2 separate regions of the Homo sapiens genome follow, and region 1 is linked to region 2. A link is a loop called in an ENCODE intact Hi-C map of the cell type or tissue named here. Cell type or tissue: heart right ventricle. All regions are shown on one strand. Each heading gives the region's core, and the rest is flanking DNA. Links, peaks and the distances in the headings are about the cores only. Region 1 holds the start of LINC02823 (long intergenic non-protein coding RNA 2823). Region 2 holds the start of DCN (decorin).

Evidence for each region. Hi-C counts contacts between places; a loop is a spot of excess contacts. Peaks named below come from ENCODE experiments on the same cell type or tissue, not always from the same donor. Only the 100,000 strongest peaks of a DNase experiment are listed, where the experiment ranks them.
Region 1: a loop joins it to region 2, with 18 times the contacts of the local background. A loop is called at or near these places in 78 of 110 quality-filtered maps.

The regions. Positions count from the first base shown.
Region 1 is chr12:91,323,035-91,331,382 of GRCh38, forward strand. LINC02823 (long intergenic non-protein coding RNA 2823) reads left to right here and starts at 3,892. Exons shown (of 4, transcript NR_183611.1): 1 at 3,892-4,186. All of the region lies in intron 8 of LOC105369896 (a long non-coding RNA gene), which reads right to left. In heart right ventricle, for the core only: CTCF peaks have their summits at 3,602 (motif pointing left) and 3,805; a DNase peak (open chromatin) is centred at 3,567; H3K4me3 peaks cover 1,090 bases; H3K27ac peaks cover 4,303 bases.
Region 2 is chr12:91,174,720-91,183,067 of GRCh38, forward strand. It overlaps DCN (decorin), which reads right to left and starts at 8,098. Exons shown (of 8, transcript NM_001920.5): 1 at 7,936-8,098; 2 at 3,623-3,866. The coding sequence starts at 3,833. In heart right ventricle, for the core only: CTCF peaks have their summits at 3,504 and 3,705; a DNase peak (open chromatin) is centred at 3,677; H3K4me3 peaks cover 8,000 bases; H3K27ac peaks cover 8,000 bases.

The DNA.
Region 1 (8,348 bases), core at 328-8,327, 150 kb after region 2:
GGTTGCTGAAGGTTGACATGCCTGTGGAAATTTCTTAAAATGAGACAGCAATGAAGTTTGCCCCATTGATTGACTCTTCGTGTCCCAAAAGATTTATCTAGCATGTGATGCAGTTTGGCAGCATTTTACCCACAGTGGAACTATTTCAAAACTGGAGTCAATATTCTCAAACCCTGCTGCTGCTTTATCAATTAAGTTTATGCAATATTCTAAGTCCTCTGTTCAACAACATTCATAGCAACCTCACCAGGAGTAGATTCCATCTCAAGAAACCACTTTCTTTGAACATCTACAAAAAGTAACTTCTCATTTGTTAGTTTTATTATGAGATTGCAGCAATTCAGTCACATCTTCAGGCTCTACTTCTAATCCTAATCTCTAGTTAACTTCCTCCAGTGAAATCTTGCACTTCTCAAAGTCATCTATGACGGATGGATGAATAAACTCCTGTTAATCTTGACATTTTGAATTATGAATGTTATGGATGGTATCTAGAATGATAAGTCCTTTCCAGAAGGTTTTCAATTTATTTTTCCCAGATCCATCAGAGGAATCAGTTAATGGCATTGATGGCCTTACAAAATGTGTTTCTTAAATGACAAGACTTGAAAATCAAAATTACTCCTTGATCCATAAGCTGCAGAATGAATGTTGTGTTAGCAGGAATAAAAACAACATCAATCTCCTTGTACATCTTCAACAGAGCTCTTGAGTAACTAGGTGCATTGTCAATGAACGGTAATATTTTTAAATGAATCTTTTTTACTGAGCAATAGATCTCAAAAGTGGGATTAAATATTCAGTAAACCATGCTGTAAACAGGTGTACTGCCATCCAGGCTGTGTTGTTGCATTTACAGAACACAGGCAGAGCCAATTTAACATAATTCTTAAGGGCCCAAAGATTTTTGGAATGGCAAATTAGCATTGGCTTCAAATTAAAATCACAAGATGCACTAACCCCTAACAAGAGAGTAAGCCTGTCCCTCGTAGATTTGAACCAGGCATTGACTTCTCCTCTCTTGGTATGCAAGTCCTATACAGCATTTCTTCCAATAGAAGACATTCATCTTCATTGAGAATCTGTTGTTTAACGTAGTCACCTTCATGGATTATTTTAGCTTGATCTTCTGGATAACTTGCTTTGGCACCGTGGCTTCACTTTGTACTTTTATGTTATGGAGATGGTTGCTTTCCTTAAGCCTCATGAACCAACCTCTGCTAGCCTCAAACTTTTCTTCTGCAACTTCCTTACCTCTCTCAGCCTTCATAGAATTGAAGAGAGTTTGGGCCTTGCTCTAGATTAGGCTTTTGTCTAAGGGAATGATGTGGCTGGTTTAATCTTCTATCCAGACCACTAAAATCTTTCCCATACTAGCAATAAGGCTGTTTCACTTTCTCGTATTTCTGTGTTCACTGGAGTAGCACCTTTTTTTTTTCTTCTAGCTTCTTTTTCTTTTTTTTATTTTATTATTATTATACTTTAAGTTTTAGGGTACATGTGCACAATGTGCAGGTTAGTTACATATGTATACATGTGTGTGTAGCACTTTTATTGATTGATGGATTGTTTCTTTTTGAGACAGAGTCTCACTCTGTCCCCAAGGCTGGAGTGCAATGGCGCAATCTCGACTCACTGCAACATCCGCCTCTCAGGTTCAAGCAATTCTCCTGCTTCAGTCTCCCAAGTAACTAGGATTGCAGGTGCACGCTGCCACACCCAGCTAATTTTTTTGTATTTTAGTAGAGGTGGGGTTTCAGCATTTTGCCCAGGCTGGTCTTGAACTTCTGAGCTCAGCAATCCACCCACCTCGGCCTCCCAAAGTGCTAGAATTACAGGGGTGAGCCACCACACCTGACCTGGAGTAGCACTTTTAATCTTCTTTAAGAACTTTTCTTTTGCATTCACAATTGGGCTAACTATTCGGCACAAGAGGCCTAGCTTTCAGCCTGTCTTGGCTTTCAACATGCCCTCCTCACTAAGCTTAATCATTTCTAGCTCTTGATTAAAAGTGAGAGACATGTGACTCTTCCTTTCACTTGATCATTTTAGAGGCCATTTTAGAGTTATTAGTTGGCCTAATTTCAATATTGTTGTGTCTCAGAAAATGGGGGGCCCAAGGAGAGGGAGATAAATTAAGGAGAGGAAGAAAGATGAAGGAAGGGTCAGTTGGTGGAGCTATCGTAACACACACAATATTTACTATTAAGTTCACTGTTTTATATGAGTGTGGTTCATGGCACTCCAAAATAATTACAACAGTAACATCAAAGATCACTGATCACAGTTCACCATAACAGAAATAACAAGTCTGAAATATTGTGAGAATCACCAAAATGGGACACAGAGACACGAAGTGAGCACATGTTGTTGGAAAATGGCACCAATAGACTTGCTCCATGCAGAGTTGCCACAAACTTTCAATTTGTGAAACATGCGATATCTGCAAAGCACAATAAAGTGAAGTACAATTATGCCTGTATATGTGCCCTGTTTAAATAGCAGCCACTAGCTACATGCAACTGCTAAGCACTTGAAATACGGCTAGTGCAATGGATGAACTAAATTTTTCATTTCATTTCATTTAAATTAGTTTAAAATTCAATGAAATACTCAAGTGGCCAATGGCTACTGCATTGGACAGCACAGATCTACAACTTAATGGCTAATGAATGACCATATTCATCTGTGGAGCAGAGGAGAGTGTCTAAAACAGCATAGTGACCAAAATAATACAAGCCTAAATAAAAAAGAATCATGATTTAAAAGACTACAATTTTCAAAACTATTAAGTCTTGCTTTCTGCAACTTGTGACTTAACACACCTCTTTGACAGATTCTTGTATTATTTCACCAGAAACAGAACAGAATTCAGTTGTGTTTCACTAAATACATGGCTTCATCTTTTGGGACTTGGTTTCCTCATCTGTAAAGTGAAGTGGTTGGACTTCGTTAGATCATATTTAAATTTTTCTTTCAGCTACAGAGTTTGGAAGCACATTTAAGTGAATTGCTGGGAAAAACTGTGTGTTTGATTTTAGGTCTCATCTGTGAATTCCTGTCTCATCATCAGAATCTCTCCAACATGTTTTCCTTTCCCTCTGTACTTCTGACTCCCTCTTATCTGCCCATAGTTCAAAAGATTTCTCCTGTCTGATAGATTTATCCTTCTGCATTTGTGCTGTCAAAGAGCTTTGTTTAGACAGAGTCCAGACATACTTGTGTGTTGCTTATGAATTCTAATTAAGAAGGACAACTCCACATGAGTCAAGGTTATCTTTAAAAAAATAGAACTTTAGTCTAAGATCAGAAAGGAAGAAAAACATTATAAAATAAACTTGGCAAAAAGAACTCCAAAGTTTAAACCAAACTAAGATGGGAAGCATAGGAAGCATGTTTTTCTTTCACAAAATCAGATTAATTCTTATTTGAAGGGTTCTTTGAGCATAAAGAAACTGCCATTGCAGAAATGCAGATTTCTGATGTGGCCACCTTGAGTTTGTTGAAGAAAAACAATTCTGAAAATTCACTCAGGTCCCTCTGGCTCCCCAGGTTCTTTGCACCCTGATAAAGAAAAAGATTACACATGCGCCACCTTTTGGAAAAAATGGGAATAGCAGCAAAGAGGTCAGATTCAAAGACCATTAGCTCTATTTCACCCTCAAAGGGAAAAACAAAAAGCCAAATATCATTTATTTTTATTATAATATTTAAAAGTTATATCCCCCAGAGGTTTATTAATCATGTGACATAGAACTATTAGTAAAGTCTGAATCAAAACTTGGATTTGGTTTTTCTCATTTTCAAAATGGTAATAAGTTGATTTTGCTTTAAAACAGTAAGTCTGAAATAACCACAAAATAGCAAAACACTGTCTCAAATCCTAATGTCACAGTTTTCATTTATCCTTGGTCATGGATATAGATCTACGGGGAAAATTAATTGTTTCTATTTATTCTATCCTAGTTACAATAATCCTTAACTTTAAGTATTGTACCTCCCTTTTTCTTAGTACTTAGAGTAGAAAACCAGAGAAGCAAATCCATTTATTTTACTAGAAAGAAAATTCTTACTTGTTTTATCTAGAACCATGAAAAAGAAGTGGTATCACAAATCTGCTTAGTTTTTTTGGACTTGAAGCGTAGAGTCGAAGGCTTTTGAGATTCCACAATGCTTGGGAGAAAATGTAAGTAAAATTACTGGTTACTATAGGTAAATACCTTTTACACATGTTAGGCATTAAGGCGTGCCCTCCAAAGTTATAATGACCACTGAGCAAAATATTCTGCAACTAAACAGTAGACAATGCTGACGTATAAAATGCTTCCAGGATGGAGAGGGGAGACAGCTGAATTTCATTTTAAACAGTACTGACATATCCACAAATCTGACTTAGAGATAGTTCTCACTAGACTTGCATATTGAAGTCACAATCATAAAACAATGCTCTTCATTTATTGTCTTTAAATTCTCATCTCTGTCTGAAGACCCTTTCAAACATAATAGAATAACAAAGCATAGAGGCAAATCTGAAAAATGACTGATAGCTTCTAAGTTTCTGAGTTCATTCTCCCAACATTATTTTGTTTATACAACTGACATGTATAAGAATTAAAGAGTTCTTAAAAATATTCAACTTGAGTCGTAATCCAAATCAGATTTTTCATTATTTCCTAAAAAAAGTGTTACAAAAGCTGCTGTGATTTTAAGTATAAAACGAACGCCACCCTTGTAAATAGCAGCCATAATGTTTTAAAAAATAATTCTCATTGAATATAAATGTACTGTGTTGACTTTTATATCACTCCTTTTCCCACTCTGTAAGTTTTAATGAAATTATTTTTCCTTAAAATAAATACATGAAAGATTGATTACTAAAACAGCATTATGTGTTTTATGTTCTGCCAACAGGGAGATGATAGAGTTGGGTTTAAATTCCTCAGCACGCCCTGCTGTGGTTGTCACTCATAGCTCTCCCTTTCCAAAAACCTCAAAATAGCTTATAATGCCACGTACTATATGTGGAGTAATAATTAGGCTTTCCAGGGTACTTTCTGTTGGACAATCCCTTTGGCACACACAAAAGCCATAAAATCCAGCTCTTCACACAAAGTTCTCCAGCTTTTTTTGAATGCTTTAAAGATCATAACTGTGATATCGCTTGACAACTTGGCATGGTGAAAGCTGACTAATGGGCACTTTTGAGTATGGAGTTTTATGCTTTTTCTTTTCTTCTTTTGGGGACATCTACCAGGATTTGAGAATCAAATTGATAGGATAAACCTACAATGTACAGTCCTTGAACCCTGAAAATTAATTAAAGGCAGACATGTTAAAGGTTTTAAGTTAAAACTGATTTTTGCAAAAGGAATTTGGGTCTTCAAATGAAAAGAAAACATAAAGACCTTCCAAAGAAACTTAACATTTTAAATGAGCTTCCAGAAGCCTGGAGCTCATTCCATAATAATATATTACTTTTCTAATTAGAATCCCTAATTATCTGGTGTATTCCTATGGATGCATAGAACTTTGTAATTTGGCCACTCGCCCACTCCATTTGGGGTTGCTCTTGTGAATTTAAATTGCACCCCGGTCACCACCAGATGCACCTACGACATGTGTCTTCAGAGTCTACCACACTATCAGTATAAAGTAGAGGAATTATCAGAAATGACTAGAGAAAAGAAAGGAGATTTAAATATTTATAGAGTAAAATCAGGTTGGCTTAAACCCAGGTTTTTCCAGTCAAGAAAAGGGGATAGATCTTTTTTCCTTTAGAAACATACAAACACACACAATAAAGCATTTTTATTCCCATAAGCAACTCTAAGACAAGGTCCTTCAGGACTGCCAGTTTATAATGGTGCCCTGCAGAAAATAAGAAAAAAGCTACTCATAATTATTTGTTAAACTCACTTTATCTAACCTGTAACTTCCGCTAATTCCTTGTTTATTTTGATTTATGTTTAATTAAATTTTGTTGTTTGTTTTTTTGAGATGAAGTCTCACTCTGTCGCCCAGGCTGGAGTGCAGTGGCGCAATTTCGGCTCACTGCAACCTCCGCCTCCTGGGTTCCAGCAATTCTCCTGCCTCAGCTTCCCGAGGAGCTGGGATTACAGCATGTGCCACCATGCCCAACTAAGTTTTGTTTTTTTTTTGGTAGAGACAGGGTTTCACCATGTTGGCCAGGCTGGTCTCGAACTCCTGACCTCAGGTGATGCACCTGTCTTGGCCTCCCAAAGTGCTGAGATTACAGGCGTGAGCCACTGCACCTGGCCATGATATATGTTTAATTAAAATTAACACAGGGCATGATAAAAAAACAAAATAAGCATAAATTACTTATTTAACCTATGTACCCATAATGTTCCCAGTTGTTTTCAGCTCAGTTTAAAAATTGGTCTAATTTGTAGCTAATTTTTATGTACTGGCCTGCATATGTTTAAATAGTGGAATAAGCAAACATCTAAACGTGACATTTAAAATCTATTTTGAAATTCCTTGTTCTGCTTTTTAGAAAATGACTGGATATATGTACAAGTGTATATATATACACATATATACATATATACATATATATGACTGCATGTGTGCATGATGTATGTGTATATGTGCATAATTTAGGGTTCTCGTATTTTTCACACTGTGGGCAGGAAGGGTAGGATTTAGACAATCTTGTGGCTGTTACCAGGAAATGTAGCCCTTTTTGATCTTAGTAAAACATTTTACAAATAAATGCATAAAATTAAAAATTATATTATCAAAGGGGAAAATATTAAAATACACAGGTTACTTGTCTTCACATAATTTTACAAAATAGAAAAAATATTTTAATTCTTAAAATTATATAATAAAAAAAACCGGTATAAAATAAGAGAGTTTGAGATTTGAATCTTATTTCTAACATCTTGTGTAATATTCAATATCCAAGAACCTGTGATCTTGGGAAGTTGTAGAGCCCCTGAAGCCCCAGTTTTCTAGTCAGAAACCTTATCGTTACTTTTCAATAAACACACATTCCTTCCTTCCAAAGCTTTGCAAAAAGGCACTTCCTCTAGTAGGTCCTTAGCCATAAACTCCACCCAGCTTAATTAATTATATTTTTCCTAACATACAGTAAATAAATTTAAAGTTCTCAAAAGAGCAAGTCACTTCTAAGATTCTATACAACCAAGGTATTTTATGATAGCAGCTTTCATTCATCCATTCACTCATTCATTCATTCATTCATCATTTAGTTATTTATTCAACAAATGTTCATTAAAGCTTGCGTGTGTGTGAATGAGTGTTGGATTTCTCCGCAAAGGCTGGAGCAAAGTAGAGGATGCCAGCAAGCATACTTGTCCTACTATCTCAATATCTTGTCCAGTTTTCTCTATTCATTTCACAGGACTGCATATGCACTAGGTAGTCAGAGGTGAAGAGGATGATACCCCTATAGCTGTGGGGTGTTTCACTGTTTTATAAGGGACTGAACTCATTTGAAATTGGCAGCTGAAGGAAGTCATTATTCTCAACTCAGAAAAGCCCAGAAACAAGTCCAGGCTGGTAATAAACAAAGCTATCTTCAATGTTCATGCCTCAGAAGTAGATTTTCTCAAAAGACACTGTATCTAATGTTGTATTTGTAGTTTTTTATTTTATTTCATAAAGAGAGCCTCAATATTTATAGCTTCAAGCCATATAAACTGAATTTGCCCCTACCTGTGCTACTTCTTTTTATTTTGTTTTGTTCATTGCACTATATTTTGAGGCCATTACTTTTAGGAACAGTCTTCAAAGTGTACAAACCAGTGGTTCTCAACTATCCTGTTCATAATAGTTGTATGGAGGGATTCTATTAAATGTGAACCCCAAGTTTCCACACTAAGGAGCTTCTGTTTCAGTAGTCTAGTTTGTAGCTTTCAGAATGAATATGTGTGTGTGTGTGTGTGTGTGTGTGTGTGTGTTTGTTTGTTTTATTCCTGTCTTTAGATCATACACTGAATATCAAATACAAAACAAATTTTTTAAAATTTAAGAGAGCTTTAGAATCTATCTGCTATTGTTGTTCTTCATTTTAAGATAAGCTGAAGTTTTTTTTTCTGTTATGTTGGGTGGCTCTCTATTCTGAAATGATGGCAGCTGCAGGGGGTTCGGGATAGGGTAGAAGGCTCAGTTTGGTTAAGCACTTTCTTTCAAAGTGGTTCTGTAAGCAGATATTTGGAAGTATTAATCTTACTCCTTATTGACCTTGCCATTGATATGGCTGGTCATTTAGAATAGTGGATATTAAACTTCAGTTCCAATCCTAAGAGACTACAATAAAAAATGTTGAAGTCATATAGATTGGGCCCAAAATAAAATAT
Region 2 (8,348 bases), core at 331-8,330:
ACTGCACAGCCCAAGTTCTTTCCACTATTAAATAGTTTTAAGAGGCATTTTAACTCTTCTGAAATTTGTTTATAAGAAATACATCAAGAATTATTATTTTAATTTTGGAGACTAGTCAAAAGACAATACTTGTTCTTATTTGACTTGTCAGGACTGATTTGCATTTCAGTAATGAGGTGTTAAGTCCATACCAAATTATACTACCTGGTGACACTTGATCCAAAGATGAATGGCTAAGCCAAAGAGTACCTAAGTAAGGGAAGCTGTCTTCTTCAGGATGCCAAGCATATAAAATAGAAAATCCCATCAAAATCAGAACGTTTTAAATTTTTTTGATTTTTAGAAGAATGAGTTACATTGTGGATTTATTATTATAAAGTAACTGAAAGACTTCTGAATTTGCTAACTCTACATTTATTTTTAACATTGCTTTTTGAAATAAATGCTATAATTAAGAGGGAACTGGTTTATTTCTTAACATGATAGATAAAAGAAGACAAGATATGGGTCTCATAAAATTGTGGTTCCAATTACAAGGTAAGTTGCAACAAGTTCAATGAAACAACTTGGCCAATATCTATGAGGAATTCATGTTTACTGTCTCAATCCCTCATCCTCTTAAAAAAAAAAAAAAGCACGTGTTAATACTACTGTGATAAATTAGAATTAGGGACTAAAACAGTCCATGCATTTTTCCAGAGGCATCAAATTATCCTGCAGAGTAATTACATAATTTTAATTTCATAGGTTTTTACTTCTTAGCTTTGAAAGAATTGTTTAAAATTTTGATGTTGTTTAACTTTGCCAAGAATATTTCTTAGTGGTAAAAAGTAGTCAAACATTTTAATTTAAAAAGTTTATTTGTATTAAACATTATTTCGATAATAAGATGACAAAGGACTTTTGTCCTTCAACATTGTAGCTTCTCTCTGCTCATTAAGTGTCTGCCAAGGATAATCCACCAAGGATAATCCTGAAGACAGTGTTAGTCTTTGATACAGATAAGCATTAACATTTGCCATCCCCAACTGCATTGCATTTATTTTCTTTATTATAATAATTCAAGCTTCATGCTTAGATCACTAGAGGACATAAAACAAATTAAAAAATCAACTATACTGCATTTACAATGAATGAGGTGGTGCATTTCTCCTGCTTTCTTTCTTTTTTTCTTCATCTGTTACTGCATATAATCATCATATAATTTTAACACTGCATGAAGCTGCTACTATGACCCAGGTACCTCACACGATTAATAGGATTTCTAAGACTGTGATTTTTCTGCAGATGGAGATGTCAAGGCTCTCAACAGCTTGCCAGCATCATAAAGTAAGGAAGAGTTAGATAATAGTTAAAAACATGAAATGAGTTCATTTGTTTTATTTAAAGTCAAGTGAATTTCATTTCCCTTTAAGAAATGTATTTTCTTAGAGATAGCTGATTAAAACTTTTATAATATATTTAAATATTCATCTGTAAATTTTAAAATATTGAAAATACCTTGCATGAGACCACTGCTCATTGGAACTTACTTAGTTCCCTTAGTTAAATATGGTTTTAAAAACAAATTATTTTTATAATTTTAGCTACTTCCTTAGTATATGAGTCAGTAAACCTAGCTATAATAAAGGAATGATGTACACTTTGAGCTCCTAGAAAAAAGATAACATGTAGAAAACTTTCTCATCTGAAAACAAAAAATAAACAAAACAATATCAATGGCAACAACAAAACTGTCATAAAGATCCCAAGTCAGTGAACTTGCTGCTTCCTAAGACTACATTTTGTTGTTGTTGTTGTTGTTTCACTTTGAACAATTGACTTATGCCTTTTTACATAACAGAGAATTGGAAAACTGGCCCAGTGCTTTCATCAGGGTCAAGGTTTATGAGCTATTTTTTCATGGAAGCAAAGGCAAACTATATTTACGAAAAAATAAAACTTCACTAAAGTGACTGGCCAACTCTTCTTTCCTTAAAAATATCAACCCTTCATTTTTGATAATACATGTAGCGAGAGTAATAATAAATTCTTTTAACTTTTTCTCAGAGGCAAAGTGAAATTTAATTCGCATTACATTTTTTGGGAACTTCGCCATTTTAGTAACTTCAGAAAAGATTATCCTGTGTATATCCATCAAATGGTGATTTCTTTGTTCAGATTTTTTTCAACCCTGTTATTTTCCTGCCCAAGGCAATAATGCAGGTCATCTCTAGATGCTTATAAAATTTCTGAAGAGTAATCCAATCTCCCCTGTGGCAAATACACAATTCAAAAAGTAATAGTCACCACCACTAGAACATAAGATCCACAAGAACTAGGGCCATATTTGTCTTCCTCATCCTTTCTCCCCATGCCTAGAGCAGAGCTCATCCATGATGGGTTCCCGATATAGCTTCTGAATGACTGAACAAATAGATCCATTGGAATTATCCTGCGGCCTTTTGAAAGTCTTCATATAACATTTGTATTTGGGTTTTAAATAGCTATACAATATATGTGTTGAAGAAGCTATTTCAAGTGTTTTTCAGTCGTTACTACTGAATATACTTTATATTTTTTCTGGGTTCCTATAGGCAGTTTATTCCAATTGTAGAAGTTGCATTTTTCTTCTGCAAACTACTGCTAGAAAGCATGTTCTGAGTAAATATAGGACTTCTGAAAGAAGTGCCTGATCATAGTATGGAATTTCTTCCAGAAGGAAGTACACATGGCGGAATCATGATATAAAGATTTTTTTTTCTTTTCATCTCCAGTAAGAAAATACACCCCTTCAAAAGGAGGAATGTGAATGAGCTGCCATGTAAACTGAGTTCATTCCCCTTTGGCCCATCCACTGAGCTTCAATCTTTCTGGAGATTTATCTTCTAAGTGTAATGCTCTTGGAATTTCCAGACCAAATTTTTCTGAAAAGATGATAAATCAAACTGTCTTTAGGGTGTTAGGCTAAAGATATATGTAACACAATTATATTGAATATTTACACCATACCTTAGTGATAAATATTTCCTTTGAAACTTTCTAAAGAATATAAGCAGCTGGATTACAAAATGTCAAAAGTAAAGACAAAACTAAGACTCAGAGATTAAGGGAGTATTTTGATACTTGAAAGATAAGATTTTGTCATAAAATTTGATGTGTTTTGCTTTTGATAACTGATTATTTTACAATTTAGTAATGTTGAAACTCTGTTGTCTGGGCTAAGTGAATAGTAGAGAGACTGACCTGATTTTCTTAATATCTAATATTTTATAAAAGCATATTATAGAATTAAGATTAAACCATTACTCTGAAATTTTAGAACATAAGACTTTTTTAATTCAAAATTTTATTTTGTAGAAGAAGGGATATAAAGCTCAGAAATATTTTTAAAAATGATTTGTCCAAGATTGCAAAGTAATGGAGGAAAAAAGGAAGAGGGACAGAGAGGGAGAGAGAGAGAGAAAGAGAGAACAACAACGCTACTTTTCTTTCTATCCTGTTCTGCTTCCTTTACTCCTCATTAGGTGGCACTGTCTCTCAAATTTAGAGAGATTAAAACTGAAAATGCTAAACTCTCAGAGTTGCCATTCCCAAGAATAAAACAAGTAAGGTAGGTAAAGAGAAACTGCATCCCACTCACCCAAATCAGAACACTGGACCACTCGAAGATGGCATTGACAGCGGAAGGGGCACACTGGGCCTAGGGAGGGCTCGAAGTCGCGGTCATCAGGAACTTCTGGGCCTATCCCAGAAGCCTCATCTTCTAGCATAAAGTCAAATAAGCCTCTCTGTTGAAACGGTCCAGCCCAGGAAACTTGTGCAAGCAGAAGGAGGATGATAGTGGCCTTCATGATTTATCTCATGTATTTTCACAACCAGGGAACCTAGGAAACAAATGAGAGATTTAAGAAGAGTAGCACTGCCTAATCTGTGTGTCGTTTCTTATATAATATGCCACAATACAGTGAGCACAGAGAAAAGATGCAAAATAATATTTCATTTGTTATCAGGAAGCAGAGCATTAAAAATGTATTGAAAGACAATCAGGTACATTATAGTATCATTTGCACAGCTATTTACTTAGGATGAGAAATCTGAGTATTATTTAAATCTGCTTGTTTGAATTTTGGGTCTAAACTAAGATGATATACTATATATCCAAATCATTTGCAAAATTGTCATGGTAATAAATCATGTTGGGCTTTTCAATGCTCACTTAACACATGGTCAGATAAAATTATCTCTATCCACATAGGAGATCTCCAATTTCTGCTTCAGAAATATCTCTGGAAGCCAGTCACATCTCTCCATCCTACCACAATTATTTTGATCCAGGCCCTTCTCATCTCTCCCTAAACTACTACAAGAGCTTCTAATTCATCTCTGCCTTGCATATTTCCTCTATTTCAGTCCATCTTCCATTTTGCTGCCTGAGTCATCGTCTAAAAATTCAATTTTGTCTTATTAATTTCTACTATAAACCATTTATTAACTTCCTATGGCTTATCAATACTGTCCACAGTCCCTGTGCTGTATGTCAGACCACTCATAAATTGGTATGAATTAATAGCTCTAGCCACATTCCTTTTCATTGTCACTCCATTCCCAGTCCTCACCTGAACCCTGACAATCAAAGCTACTTGCCATGTAGAATACCGACCTTGCAAGAGAGTTGTAAAGATTAAATGAGATAGTGGGCTTCTCTTCTGTGTCCCCTGGCTCATCCAGGCAAGATGCTGCTTTCTCCCTCTTCTCTGCTCCCAAAGCACGTTGCTCTTACCTCTTTTAAAGAACTTATCACATTATATTGCAATTTGTTTTGCGTGCTTGGTCTGTCCCTCACTAGACGATGTACTCCTTCAGGGCGTGTCTTATTATTCCTTGTTCTGTACCCGGGCCTTGCACAATATTTTGCACACAAATGACTCAATTGACCATCACTTTATTGACAAGACGATTTATTCCATTTGTTCCAAGCAATCAGTCTGATTTTTTAAAACACAAAATTAGCTTTTTTTCAGTATCGAATTTCTGATATAAAAAAAGCAGATTGAAAACCTCAACTTGGTATAAGCAAGATCGGCTTTAAAAAATAAATCAATTTCCTAGTTTCTCAAACATTATGTTTAATAAGCTAATAAACACATATGGAAAATTCTGATTTTTATGTGATGTATATATGATCTCATTTTGCTAACAGGGCATTTTGTAAAAAAACAAGTATTGTTTTGATAAATGTATTCCATATTTATCCATTCATTCCACAAGCACGAATCTATGTTGTTAAATCAACTGAAGTGCACTAAATAAATCTGAGTGACAAAATCGTAATAAATCTGAATAACAAAAGTACTTGATTATATAGCAGCAAAGTCATTTGGGAGATGAAATATTTTTTAAATTGCATTGAAACCATTCTGATATCTCCAAAACATAGTAGATATTTAGTCCCATCATAGCAGATATTTAGTCCCATCATCTCTACCTTGAATTGTACACTTAGACGAATCCATATTAAAGCTGTACGTTCGTAAGTAGAATCTTACAGCTGTTTTGAGTCATTATCCAATTGTAGCATATTAAAAAAAAGAAGAAAGAAAGAAGGAAGGAAGAAAGAAAGAAAGAAGGAAGAAAGAAAAGGAAAGAAAGAAAGAGAAAAAGAAAGAAAGGAAGAAAGTGAAAGAAAGAGAGAGAGAGAGAGAAAGAAAGAAGAGAAGAGAAAAGAAAGATCTTTGTATGATCTAACCTTAAGGTATCTTCTGGGAATTTTTGCCTAGATTCTCTAGAGAAGAAACAAATGTTTTTCAGTTTCTTACATGTTTGTTCTTAGTTTATATTTACTACTGATATGTGTCTAAGGCAGCACATGTTGAATACAGGCTTGTGGCTTTTCATTTAACAAAATATCATAAAGATTATTATTCACACTGCCACTTTAAGTTCAACATTAAGCTTCTTCTAGCAGCCCACTCTCATTCAGTTACTGAGTATCCCTTTAAGAGAAGACTTTTGTTTTGGCAGCCTGTTCCTTTGGATTGTATCTGAGGGAGTGGTTTTGTATCTGTTTCCCATTAAAAATGCAATGTTTATGGTTTACCACAAGCTTGCTAGCCTTGCATATTTAATGTCTTACAAGTTTAAAAGAAAAATGAAGCAAAGTCATTGCAGATTTAATAAATAGCAACGACAGTTAATGCAGATGTCACTTTGAAATCTTTTCTCCAGAGCAGAACATGCCTGGTTGTTTCACTAACAACCCACAAAAAGAAAATGTTGAGTATTAGCTGAGAGAAATAGTATTATAATTTATGTTTGTTTACTCCTGTTAAAATGGTACAAATTCTCCAAACAATATTCTTTTTGATTGAAGCTGAATATAGACAGGCAGCTTATAACTTCAATCACCGACCTTTATTTCATTTTCATTTGCTCGTGTGTGTGTGTGTGTGAGAGAGAGAGAATGTATGTGTGTGTGTTCATGTGTGTGTGACAGAGAGAGAGTGTATGTGTGTGTGTGCATTTAACCCTGACTGTACTGTGAAAAAATAATTGCATGTCCAGAAACTTTGTGCAAAATCTTCCATAAAATCATCTGTTTTAAATTAGTGTCATGGTACTTCAAGACCCAGCATCTTAAAACATTTAATGTGGGCTGTCAATACTGATAATTCCTTTCGTCATTTCCTTCTTTCCTTAATTAATCAGAAATATAAAGAGCAAAGAGCAGCTGTCCAAGTAGTAACCAAAGAGATTGTTATTGAGATGATATGCTGTTTAAATTATACTGAAACTGTTTTAAGTAGTCTAAAAATGCATGACAATGTCCAAGATGCTAATTACTAATGTAATATCACTACTCCACTGAAGCTAGTTGCCATAGTTTACAAATGTTTTACCAAAAATAATAATTTCTGGTTCCTAAAACTAGTTAAGCCCATTAAATGAAGTATGTCATCCAGATCAACATTTGCATTATGTTATCTATGCCTCTGGTGTCACTTTCAAAGTCAAAATTTAACCCTCAAGAGATAAGTGAAGCTATAAATGCAAAACAAAATTAAAATCCTACAGCACTAGATGATTAAAAACTTCAATTATAATATATGTAATTTTAAAATAAAGAATAAAGGCGGCATTTATCCACAAACAAGGGTTACTATAGGAGGCATTTGGCTCTTTTCTGGTTAGAAACAGCAACAGGAAAAAAAAAAGCCACAGGTATTTACATCACTGGGAGCCCACTTAATCAGTGGTCACTGTGTTACCCTGTTTTAAAATTAGAAAATTAACCCACATCCTCATTTTATAGTGAATGTATCTTAAAATTTCACTTGCAGTGAAGATACTGACTGGGACACTTTACATTTAAGAAATTATACAGCGTTTTTAGTATCTTAGGCATTTAATAACATAAATATTTTCAATGTTTATTTTCACTTCTCTGGTGATAATTTCTGTTCATTTCTGGGGTTGAAGAAATATACATTAGGTATTTTCAGCTAATCACCAGAGTTCAGTTCTTCTGGGCTTTTAAAAGTCCTTAAAGCAATCAAAAATTCAGGAGAAAAATACATTTTTTAAATATATAGGTCAATTACAGATATGCTACTTCAGAATACTTTTCGGTTACCATCTCTTGAAGAGCTAAACATTCATTAATACAAACACAAAAACATTAATATAGAGAGTCATGGTGTTAGGTTACAGTTTTTTAAGAAGCATCTTTGCAAAAACAGAAGAGAAAGAAATAAAACAATGCATTCAATCATTTTATCAAATATTTAACTTCTGTTTTCAAATAATACTTGTTTAAAATGTTGCATAAAAACTATAAAAGTTTAACAGTTTTTTTTTTCCTTTTCTTTTTCTCACCAAATAATCCCTTTTGCTCGCAACTTGACCGAAGTTTTATTAGTCTGTAGCAGAGTTCAGGACAATTATTGAAAACCATACCTTTTAATCCGGGAATTTGCCACAGGAGCCCTCAAAGCTGAGATGTAATTACACTAAATATTCAGCCCAAGTAAAAGAGTTTGCAGGTGTGGAAAGGAGGAGGGGGTAGGTGCTGCTCTGTGACTAGGTTGAAAACCTCCTGCTTCTACTCCATAGCACAGTTAAAAAATAAGGTTTCCCTCAATGAACACAATCCGGCTGACACCCACATTAGATCATATGGTAATGATATGTCTCTTGTATTGTAGCCAGAAACTTTATCGGCCTTTTTTTTCCTCCCATTTGCTTTATTCTTTTTGCATCTGCTTAAGATTCTAAACTGCTTATGCAGTATAGTGGAGCAACTTGATTTGAAATTTGTCTTATTGTAGATTCATTTCCCTAAGATATTGTAACTAAAGGGTTTGTTTCCC